Linked DNA regions of Homo sapiens: regions 2 and 3 are each linked to region 1. Evidence: read pairs that join two places in POLR2A ChIA-PET (ENCODE). Cell type or tissue: K562. All regions are shown on one strand. Region 1 overlaps THRB (thyroid hormone receptor beta). Region 2 overlaps RPL15 (ribosomal protein L15). Region 3 has its middle 33 kb from the start of THRB.

Evidence for each region. Peaks named below come from ENCODE experiments on the same cell type or tissue, not always from the same donor. Only the 100,000 strongest peaks of a DNase experiment are listed, where the experiment ranks them.
Region 2: POLR2A ChIA-PET joins it to region 1 with 7 read pairs; 2 of 35 experiments call an interaction of 5 or more read pairs at or near these places.
Region 3: POLR2A ChIA-PET joins it to region 1 with 8 read pairs; 4 of 35 experiments call an interaction of 5 or more read pairs at or near these places.

What each region holds. Positions count from the first base shown.
Region 1 is chr3:24,258,523-24,262,522 of GRCh38, reverse strand. The region is part of intron 3 of THRB (thyroid hormone receptor beta); the gene reads left to right. Among named protein-coding and RNA genes, the nearest start is that of THRB-AS2, 110 kb to the right of the region's middle. In K562, no CTCF peak of the experiment used is centred here; a DNase peak (open chromatin) is centred at 2,232.
Region 2 is chr3:23,919,093-23,923,092 of GRCh38, reverse strand. RPL15 (ribosomal protein L15) reads right to left here. Exons shown (of 4, transcript NM_002948.5): 4 at 2,104-3,897. The coding sequence ends at 3,592. It also overlaps a transcript of NKIRAS1 not described here. Among named protein-coding and RNA genes, the nearest start is that of RPL15, 4.0 kb to the right of the region's middle. In K562, no CTCF peak of the experiment used is centred here; no DNase peak of the experiment used is centred here; H3K4me3 peaks cover 635 bases.
Region 3 is chr3:24,525,486-24,529,485 of GRCh38, reverse strand. No RefSeq gene overlaps it. Among named protein-coding and RNA genes, the nearest start is that of THRB, 33 kb to the right of the region's middle. In K562, no CTCF peak of the experiment used is centred here; no DNase peak of the experiment used is centred here.

The DNA.
Region 1 (4,000 bases):
GAGTGAGTGAGGAACAACAGCTGAAGACACAATCAGAGGGAGTGGGGAACTTGGTTTTTACCCCAAGTGTGATAGGAAAACCATTGCAGGGTTTGGCACCCAGGGATCAAATGAACTGACATATAATTTGCCCTGTGGAGTCATGGGACATAATTTATGTTTTAAAAAGACTACCTCTGGCTGCTATGTTGAGAATAAAATGTTGGGGGACAAAGATGAAAGCAGAAAGACCAGGTTATTATAAAAATCCAGGTGAGAGATGATAACAGTAATGATGGAGGTAGAAAGAATGTTTTGATTCTGAATTATTTAGAATCATCATTTATAGTGATTAAGGAAGACAGAGGATGGAACAAGTTTGTTTGTTTGACTTTTAAGGGAGGCCTGGGGAAGCTCTGTAATCTAGTTTGGACATATCAAGTTTATTAAAGTAGACAATTAGATATACAAGTCTAGAGTTCAAGGAGAGGTCTGGGGTCTATAGAGACACATATTTGGGAAATGTAACCTTATGAATAATATTTAAAGCCATTGAGACAGAATGAGATCACCAAGGGAGTAAGTACAGATAGAGAACTGAAGAATAAAAGGTATCCCAGGCGTAAGTCTTGTAGCTTGTAAAGGCTGGATGGAAAAGAACCAGAAAAGTCTGAAAAGGATTGTTCAGTGAGAAAAATCAGCAAAGTGTCTCATCCTGGAGGGTAAATGGAGGAAGATTTGAAGAGGTAGTGAGAAGCTAGCTGTATCAAGTGTTGCTGATAGGTCTAATAAAATGAGTTCCAAGAATTGCATAGGATTTGGCAATATGAGCCTCATGGGTTGGCTTAACTCAGACAGTTTTGAAGAGTGGGGAGAGAACTAAGTCTGATTGGAGAAACTTTCAGAGAAAAAGGCAGGAAAGAAATTGGAATCAGGGAGTAAGGACAACTCCTTTGCTCTAAAGGGGAGCAGGGAAATGGAGTGGAAGCTGAAGAGTATAGTGGGATCTAGAGAGTTTTTTTTGGTTTTTTTTTTTTTTTTTTTTTGAGACAGAATCGCGCTCTGTTGTCAGGCTGGAGTGCAGTGGCACGATCTCCGCTCACTGCAACCTCCATCTCCTGGGTTCAAGTGATTCTCCTGCCTCAGCCTCTTGAGTAGCTGGGATTACAGGTGCGTGCCACCACGCCCAGCTAATTTTTGTATTTTTAGTAGACGGGGTTTCACCATGTTGGCCAGAATGGTCTCGATCTCTTGCCCTCGTGATCTGCCCGCCTCGGCCTCCCAAAGTACTGAGATTACAGGCGTGAGCCACTGCGCCTGGCCGAGAGATGTATTTTTGAAGATTCAGGAAATAACATGTTTGCTAGTTGACAGGATGGCCAAGTAAAGAAGGGCCAAGTAATGAGGCAAGAGGTAAAGGAGAGAATTTCTGCAACATGTCTCTAAGTGGGAGGGCTTGGGGTCGCATTCCCAAGAAGAGAGATTGAGCTTAGATAGGACCAGGTGTGGGCCCAGACCAGCAGCATCGGCATCACTTGGGAATTATTAGAAATGCTAATTTTCAGGCCCTTCCCAGGCCTACTGATTCAGAAACTCTGGGGTTGGGGCCAGCAACCTGTTTTAACAAACCGTCTGGGTGATTTTGATGTAAAGTCTGATCTGTGGTAATAGAATACGTAGGTATAGATCCTGGTCCGAGAGTAGATGTGGTCCTAAGAATTGTAGGGAATTATCTTCCAGTTGCTTCTGTGTTCTCAGTTAAATAGGAAGACAGGACATAGCTGAGAGTGAAGACTGGAGGGAAGTTGTTGGAGATCTGGGGAGACAGGAGAAGTTTGATACAGTTGTCTAGGAGAATGGAAGAGTCAGTGACCTGGGGAAGAACTGTGAGTGCCTGAGAGCATTTAGTGCGCACCTGAGTTCATGGCCATGTGTCTACCCAGAGCCCATCAGTATGATTGTGTCTTTTTCTCCAGTGATGAGCAGCTGGAATTGACATGATGATAAAGAGAAAGCCAGAGAAAGAATAAGTGAATAAAATGACTACTGTCTCATAAACAGGAGCTTTACAGGCAAACATTGCTTTCCAGCATGGAAATTGTACCATTTCCTGAAGACCACCTTACCTTTTATTCTTGCAGTCCAAAATCCACCCTGCAACCCCAGCCTACTTGCCTCCTGGTGAGAGTCATGTCTACAGTCTTGGGGCTGCCACACAGCTCATGAGTCCAGAGTGCTGGATACGGCAAGGGCTGCCTGGCTAGTAAGACACAAACTGGTCAGCTAGAGATAAAGTGTGACTCACCGAGTGCCCAGAAAAAAACATTTCTTCATTTTCTCTCCTGACAACTGTATTTTCCTAAATTATTATATAGATAAGAGCTTGTCAGACACAAAAGACCACAATATTATATAATTCCATTTACATGAAATAGGCAAATCTATAGAAACAGAAAGTAGATTAGTGGTTGCTTAGGGTTGAGGTGATAAGGGAGTGACAGCTGAAAGGTATGGGGTTTCTTTTTAAGATGATGAGACTGTTCTAAAATTGACCATGGTGATGACCACACAACTCTGTGAATGTACCATGAACCATTAAACTGTATACTTTCTGTGGGTAAATTGTATGATATGGGAATCATATCTCAATAAAGCTGCTTTTTAAAACTTACATACACACACACACATTTAATTAATCTATTTGTATAGATGAAAACAAGGACTTGTTAATGGAAATAAACCAAATCACTTAAATCTATAACTGAATTTCTTTGTACCTATCTTTAAACAAATAGAACTTCCTTTAAATGCTGAGGGCTTTCCAATATATTAAAAACAAACAAACAAACTTCTAGTCTCTGATATGGGAAATAACTTTTAGGAGTTAAGCTTTTTTCCTTAAAAAAAAAAAAAAAAAAAAAAAGGTAAGCAGAGCTAATTCCCACTTTGTAGTGCTTTGTTGTGAAAAACTTGGACCAAAGTGGCTGTTAATTCTACTTTTCAAAGCTGAATTCTTTCTGACCCTTCAAAACGTATGCTCCCAGGAGTCTTAAGGCGGTGTGTTCCTCTCTCGTCAAAGCAGCATACACATACACTGTTAAGAACATGTTCATTTCTGCTTCTGTCAGCTTTGTGTCTGAGCACTAATAGTGTCCATGGTTTCACTTTTGCATGAACGTTTTTGCTCTAAGCTTAGGGAAGGACACTCTTTTCCATGCCGTAGTTGAAATGTGTAACTTGTCCCTGTTTAGAAAAATGCCGCCACCTACTTGCTTCATGTATCTGGTGATTTAAAGCAACTCCTGAATCATTCAACTTGGCCAGCTTGTCTTTGTGTAGGAACAATCCCAAGCCCATGTAGAGTCTTGCCTTGCAGCACCTGAAAATAAATTCTGTCGAGACTGATGCTCCATCCTCGAATTTTTGATAAATCTTTATGGAAGAGTTATTGGATGCTCATGGAGCAGGCGTGGGTCTGCAGTGGGGGCACGAAGGAAGCATCAGGAGGCCAAGTTAGCTTCTCAGCTAGTGGCTCTGTGACCTTGGGCAAGCCATTTAATTTTCCATTTCCACATCTAAAAATAAGGACTGAATCAAGCGATCTCTGGAGTTCCTTCCAACTCTACACTCTAGAAAAGGCAGTGTACTTCTGAGAGGTTAAGAGCTGGGGCCTCCAGTCAGAGTGACCTGGTTTGAATTCTGGTTTTGCTACTTGCTGGTAACCTCGTTCTAGTTCTTTGGCCTCTGTATGTATCAATGACTTCCTGTTGAAAAAGGAAATAATAATCATACCTGCTGCCCAGGTAGAGCTGTAAGTTACTGATCACAGGACTCATGCTAGAGTAAAAGCTGTTGGTATTCAAAGTAATGATGTGCCCGCACAGATCCACACTGAGCCTGCACTACAGCGTATGCAGTAATGTATACATCTGTACTCAACACAAAAGCAGATGAGATGGCCCCACCTGCATGCTTTTAGTCTAGCTGGGGAACAAAGCTATCATAGGTGAGATGATTACCC
Region 2 (4,000 bases), 340 kb after region 1:
GTGGCCCACATCTGTAATCCCAGCACTTTGGGAAGCAGAGACAGGAAGATTGCTTGAGCCCAGGACTTTGAGACCAGCCTGAACAACATGGTGAAACCCTGTCTCTACAAAAAATACAAAAATTAGCCTGGCATGGTGGTGTGCACCTGTGGTTCCAGCTACTCGACAGGCTGAGGTGGGAGGATTGCTTGAGCCAGGAGGTTGAGGCTACAGTAAGTTGTGAACGCGCCACTACACTCCAGCCTGGGCAACAGTGAGACCCTGTCTCAAAATAAAAAAATATTGTTAAACTGATCACCTTGCCTCCAGGGAGAGGAACTAGGAGGCAGAAGGGTTTGTACTGTAGAGCCTATACTTATCTTTTGAATTTTTAACGTTAATGTATTATCTATCAAAAACTTTAAGTTGGCCACGTGCAGTGGCTGACACCTGTAATCCCGGCACTTTGGGAGGCCAAGGCGGGAGGATCACCTGAGGTCAGGAGCTCGAGACCATCCTGGCCAACATGGTGAAACCGTCTCTACTAAAAATACAAAAATTAGCTGGGTGTGGTGGTGCGTGCCTGTAGTCCCAGCTACTCGGGAGGCTGAGGCAGGAGAATCGCTTGAACCCGGGTTGCAGTGAGCTGAGATCGTGCCACTGCACTCCAGCCTTGCGACACAGTGAGACTCCATCTCAAAAAAAACCAAAACAAAACAAATAAACTTTAAGTGTATAGGATTTGAATTCAGACTGTCACTGTATGACTTTGAGCAAGTTGCTTCATCTTTGTGTTTCCTCATTGGCAAAAAAGGATTAATACTAGTAACTGCACCTTTTGGGATTGTAAGAAACCAATTGTTATTTTTGAGACAAGTTCTGGCTCTATCACCCAAGATGGGAGTGCAGTGGTGTGATTTCGGAGACTACAGGCGTGCAACACCATGCCCAGCTGATTTGTTATTTTTTGTGAGATGGGCTCTCACCACGTTGCTCAGGCTGCTCTCTAACTCATGAGCTCAAGCCCACCTTGGTTACCGAAAGTGTTGGGATTGCAGGCGTGAGCCACCGCACCCAGCCAATTGTTGTTATTACTAAAGTAAATTTGGGCCCGGTGTGGTGGCTCATTCCTATAATTCCAGCACTTTGGGAGGCCAAGGCAGGATTGCTTGAGGCCAGTAGTTTGAGACCAACCTGGGCAACATAGTGAGATCCTGTCTGTACAAAAAATAAAAATTGGGCTGGGGGTGGTGGCTCACGCCTGTAATCCCAGCACTTTGGGAGGCCAAGGCAGGTGGATCACTTGAGGTCAGGAGTTCGAGACCAGCCTGGCCAACATAGTGAAACCCAGTCTCTACTAAAAATACAAAACTTAGCTGGGCATGGCAGTGTGCGCCTGTAGTCCTGGCTATTTGGGAGGCCGAGGCAGAAGAATTGCTCAAACCCGGGAGACAGAGGTTGCAGTGAGCCGTGATTGCCCCACTGCACTCCCACCTGAGTGAGAGTGAGACTCCATCTGGAAAAAAAAAAAAAAAAAAAAAAACTCAATAATCAATGTTGCTGTGTGAATTACATGCCAATATAGAAATAGTAAAGCAAATGGGAACAGCTTGTGGGGCGGTCAGGGTATAGCTAATAAAGTGACCCTTAATATTGGAGTAAAGCTTTCCCATCATAAAGGCATTAGGAAGTGTTTGGTGTATTTGAAGAACAAACAGCAAGGAGCCTGGGGTGTGGACTGCAGTAGGACATGAGGTCACACATAAAGTGGGAAGATCATGAAAGCTATCATGAGGACTTTTGATTTTTTTGCACGGGAGTGCCATGATCAATTTAATAGGATCCCTTGGACTACTGTGTGGAGATAAAACTGTTGGGTAGCAAGGACAGGAACAAGGTTTTCTTGTAGAGACAATGCTGACCTTTGGCCCGAACCCTTTCTCTCCTTCCCAAATTAGTCATGTTTAAGGATTTTTTTTGTTTTTAGGTCTCACTATGCTGCCCAGGCTGGCCTCAACAAATCCTCCAGCTTGTCTCCCAAAGTGCCAGGATTACAGGCCTGAGCCACCACACCCAGCTGAACAGTTTTAGATAAAAACCTAATTCATGCAATGATCAAAGAACTGAGAGAATAAGTACATTTTATGCTATCTCAAATTATATTATTTCTATAATCACATTTTGATGCCTTTTTGCTGGTTAGGGCATTTGGTTTGCTTTAAAGTACATTAGCACTGTAAGATGACAAAAAATAACAGAAGGTCCATTTGTTTTAGTTTAATAGACATTTATTCCTTCAGTTGAACAACCTCTACACAATTAAAATGTATGACTTAAGATCTTTTCTTTTTTTGTGAAGAAATTTAGGTCTCAAGAACTTTTATGAACTTGCTATGAGTACTTCCTGGAAATCAATTAACTGAGTCTTTTGAAACCCCTAGAGAAGATAGGAGAAAATTGGTTCAGAACGAGCATTTAAATTAAGTCAGCAAAGTCAGAATTTAAAATTGGGCAATTCCTTGTCTACATTTTCTTTACACTCAAATTGACCCTGGACAACAGTAGTCTAGTCTCCTGGAAGACATGGTGCAAACAGAAATGCAATGTGGTGGTATACTCATAGTCAAAGTGGGTGCACAAGTGATGGTCCAACTTTGTGGAATGGTAAGGATTTTTAGGGTTGTTTGGCCAGAACAAGAGAAATAACTGCAGAAAACACATATGGTTGGAAACCATGCGCTTGTGACTTTTTCTGTAGCCTATGGGAGTGGACAGAGTGGGTAACCCAAGATGTTTTTAAGACTGACTGGACTAAGAATGACGTACTTATAGCCAACTACTTTCCCCCTAATGTGACTGAAGGGATTCATAATGATCACAATTAGCATTACGGTTAAGTATTTTAGGGTTGACGTCTAAGCTCACACTTGAAAGGTATTTATCTAATGGCCACTGGCTCACCAGCTTCCCACCCTAGCATTCATTGCTAGCTTACCAATCTTAAGGCTAATAATTTTATCGCACATTCAACTTCAAAACACACCAGTGTTTACCATTACCACTAATCACTGAATGCCATGAAGCCATGGCACTGAACCAGGAGCTTTCACCTTTTATGTGAATTTAAAATGGTACTGTGGAGGCTGAGGCAATTTTCTTCAGGCTAACCCAGATTTTCTAAAGCCCAACTTAAAAAGTCTACACCTGCCAAACTAAAAAAAACGCAGCCACTTGAAAATAAACCAGCAGAGCATTGCCATCACTCCGATAAAGCTGCAGGTTTCATCACATGCACCAGACAAATCTACAGGGCTAGTTTCAGTTCTCTCCTTTTAAAGAATTTATTAAGCCTGTTATACCACACAGTATGTTTTATACACTGACATACAACTCCCTAATAAGATAAAGCAAAGACAAAAAAGTTTATCTTATTAGAAACAAGATACACCACCACTTATTGTCTTCAAACATTATTGCACTTTAACTTTCTTAATTTGACAAAGCATTCAAGAAACATCTGCAGACTAGTTTTAACAGACAAATAACACCTGTAAGCAGACATGACTGTCCTAAATTGTTTATTAAGTATGAATTTTACAAACTTTACTTATATTAGCGGTAACGGTGGAGCTGGAGAGTATTGCGCCTTCTCCAAGCTGCCCGGCGAGAGCCACCAATAGTGTGGTGGAACTTGTGGCCCTTTCCAAGGCCACGGCTCTTTCGGCCTGCAGATGTCAGCCCACGCATCTCCCTGTGCTTGTGGACTGGTTTGGTGATCCACTGGGTGTCAGGATTTCTTCTGATAGCTTTATGGAATGGATCAATGAGGATAACCTCAAAAAATTTGTATGTGGAATCTTCACCAACCCAGTAAGAATTCAGGACTCTCAGAGCCCCACAGTGGCGTCCAGCTCGCTCCTAGAATAGGAAAAAAGGCCCAAGGTCAATCTCCCACATTGCCTATAGCAGCAAGTCAGAAAGAATTTTAATTCTCAACTCTAGTTCACCACCAGACAAGAGT
Region 3 (4,000 bases), 270 kb before region 1:
AGTTGAGAAGCCTGACAGACACCACCTTAATCAAGTGGTCAATGTGAACATCATCAGTAATAGGTCAAATTGAACTTGTGTGCCACCTGATGTCTACAACAAGAAGGACACAACATCACCTCTGGGATATTCTTGCCAAAGATGTGTAATCTTAACCATATGAGTTCAGAAAACAAGTTAGGAAAAAATTGAACAATTCTATGAAATTACTACTTCTAATCTTCAAAAGCATCAAGGTTGTGGAAATCAAGTAAAGACTGAAGAACTGAAAGGGATACTAAGATGGGCCCTTTTCTTTATATAAAGGAGATTATTGAGACAACTGACAAAATTTGACTGAGGTTTGAAGACTGGGTAGCAGTAATAAATCAATGTTAATTTCCCGATTTCAATGGTGATATTGTGAGTATGTAGGGGAGTGTCCTGGTTTGTAAGACATGTGCACCAGAAAACACAGTGGGACTAAACACTCCAATCAAAAGGCAGAGATTGTCAGACCAGGCAAAAAAGCAAGATCCAGCTACATCCTATTTACCAGAAGCACACTTTAAACACATGTAACTACATTTATATATCTATATTTATGTAAAAATTATAAATATATATTTGAAGAATTCTTCAAATACCGTGTTCATTGTTCGTCTTCTCCTAGCAGAATGTAACTCCTAAAAAGACGAGAATGTTTTAATGTTCTTCTATCTTTCTGAAGCTCCTCAGAACCTAGAACAGATATTGACACATAGTAAATGCTTGTGTGTGTGTGTGTGTGTGTGTGTGTGTGTGTGTGTGTAGAGAGAGAGAGAGACAGACAGACAGACAGACAGACAGAGACAAAGAGAGAGAGGGAGACAGATTAACTCTTCCTCTTAAACTGTAAGCTCGTGAAGGATGTGTTTCCTGCACCGTTGTTTCTCAGTGGCTTGGCAAATAGAAGCCCTCAATAAATGCTGGGGGATGGATAAAAGCATTAAGTTACTTGGCTTGCCATTATAAATGAGGCTAAATTCACATGAAATTTCTTGCTGTTATTTTAAAAGAAATTAAAACAAATAAAAAACTAAATCAAACTTAAGCCATAATTTATTAAAAAATTGTTTAGCTGCTTAACCATTTTAACATACATTTACTAAGTCATCTATTATCTGCTCCCTCCTCTATTTTAAAAAACTATAAATGGAAACATTTTACCAGGGTTTTTATTTCCACTGGAGTAGATATCCCAGGTATTGATTACCAGATGATCACGATAATGGCCATGAAACTTCATTACCACTAAAAACGCTGGGCCTAGCAAAATCTCGCTTACAGGGGTTTTCGGTTTCTTATAAGATATACTGATATCATGAATTAAAATATCTTCTTAAGTATACCCTGCCCTGATTTCATTCTTGCCCATATTTCCATGCATGAAAAAAAGAATTCACTTTCCTATTGTAAGCCATACAGATTAAATCTATTTCACTTTTTCCATAGAAATTGAGTTATTTTTATAAACTAAAATGGGAAGAAATCTGAATTTAAAAAAAAAGTTTGACTAGCTCTTTTGTGACTACAAGACTAATATTTGGTTCAAAAATACCCAATCAATGCTCATAATTATCATCCTTTCTTTCTTAAAACATTAACATTACATTGTAGAGATGAACTTTTTTTAACTTTTTAAATTAGCTTATTACACACATATGGAAAAATATACAAATCTTAAGCTTACAGCTCAGTGAATTATCACAAATGAACACACCAGTATAACCAGGACCTAGGTTAAGAAATCGAACATTATCATCACCCTAAAAGCCCACTTATTTACTTCCCCCAACCACTCTGCCTGTCTTCCTCCCTAGAGATATTCCTTCTCCTGACCTCTAACATGCTAGATAAATAAATTTTTGCCTGCCTTTTAATTGTATGTCATATACAGTGTGTACATGTTTTGTATCTTGCTGCTTTCACTGAATGTTATGTTTTTATAGAGATTAACTTTTCATCTTAAATTTAAATCATTATTGGATTTTGTGTGATAAAATATAATCAAACATTACCCTTGAATTCATTCTCCTTATAAACAATGTAAATTCTAGCAAAATATAATTTTACCAAATGTTATAAAGTCACTAAAATAGCTAGATGTTGAGAGCAACAGTTGCTAAACCAGATTTTTATTGAACGTAATAAAAGCATTCAAACTAGTACTCAGCTAAGTGATCTGCAATACATTGAGAGAATTTATTTCCCTTTGAAAACCATTCTATCCAAAAATTACTGTAGAGATAGCAAATGATATTTCTTTTCAAGGCTCTGTATATTTCATTGCTCTTTGGTGTTAGATTTGAATTGGGTTATTTGTAGAGAGAACTATGCATCTGTGTAACACTCAAGTAACATATACACTCTATTGGTTCTTCCCTGTGATTAGGCTGTCACTGATACTATAGAGTTTTACAGATTACAGGTTTTGCCTAAAGCTACAGTCAGCTCTCTTACCCAGTAATTGGATAGACAGATTTGGCTCAGCTCAGCAAGTCTGTACTTCTGTATGCAAAAGAGCCCTGAATTGAAATACAGCAGCCTTGCCAGGTCAGGATAAACAGAACTCCGTGAGGAAGTTTAGAAAATCGCCTTCAAAGAACACTTTTCATCCTATTTCTATGCCTTTGTTAACTAACTTTCATAGCTTATGGATATACATATACATATACATATATATATGTATATGTATAATTAAGCATTAAAAATGATCATCCAAATTTTGACTTTGTTTAAAAGAATTTCTAAATTTTAAAATGTTGGCTTAATTAAAAGTGAATGTTTTCTGACTTTCTGTGTTCAGGTACATACAAACCTTGAAGCTTTTCAGACTCTAATTTTTGTTTGTTTATTTTCAGGACATAACATTGCTATAAAAATAAACAAATTACATGAGCACCATGAGCTGCTATTTACTTTCAAAAACTCCAAAATCCAAAGTTAGTTTGCTTATAACACACTATCTCCATAATAAAACTTAAATCTGGAGCATTTTAAGTAATAAATTTATGTATAGTGTGGGTGAGCTTATGATACCACGAAACCTTTACTTTTTCACTTCATAAATGTGCTGCTGTATTGGCCCACATATAAAACTCTTTCAGGCCACCTTAATTTTCAAAGGAGAGGAAAATTGCAAGTTGCAAAAATAAACTCTGTCACATAAAACTTTCCATTTCTAGCCCCCAGAGCAATTGAAGGAGTGAAAATGTGCCCTGATACCCCTTCCTTCCTTTTGCTTTAGGTGGTTCCAGCTAGAGTTACTGATACTGAAATTTAAATACAATTGCTACCTTAGCATGCCGGCCAGTCTGTTAGAAGTTGCGTTCTGTTACTCTGCTGGCCCCAAAAAGGGGCTAGTGTCTCTCACAGTCAAGCATTGTTAAATACAGAAAGCTTTTGAAAATGGAGATTTTTAAAACAGATTTAAGGTGATTTAATCACCTCCCTCCTCCAATTCTTTCAGCCTCTCTCCTCTCAGCATCTCCAAAGGGAGGTTTGGCAAAGGAGGAAGAAATAACAGTTCTTTGGTTCTTTGCAAAAGAGGGAAAGATACTTGTGAGGTATTGTCTCTGCTTCCCTGTCCAGGCCAATTCTCTAGCTTAGAAAAGAATTCTGACCCCTCAGACAAAGAGCATTTTAAGTATGAGTTCTGACTCTCCATTTGCTGTTCAGCTTTGTGCAAGTTTTTTTTAACCTTGCCAAACTTCTGTTTTACCATCTGTAAAATGGGAGTGATATTTCTTACTTTATAGGGTTGCTGTGAGGATTAAGTGGGGAAAAAATGTATGTGAAGTCTTTAGCACATAATAAGCACTAATAAATATTTGCTATTGTGACTACAGCATTTGGGACACCAAGATGATGTGGCTCAGGCTGCTGGCTGTGCACTGAGGCTCCGTTCCCTTCTCTTCCTTGTCATACAGTTAGGTTGTATACCCCAGGCTTTCTCACGGGGAGGTAAGGCCACAAGGCT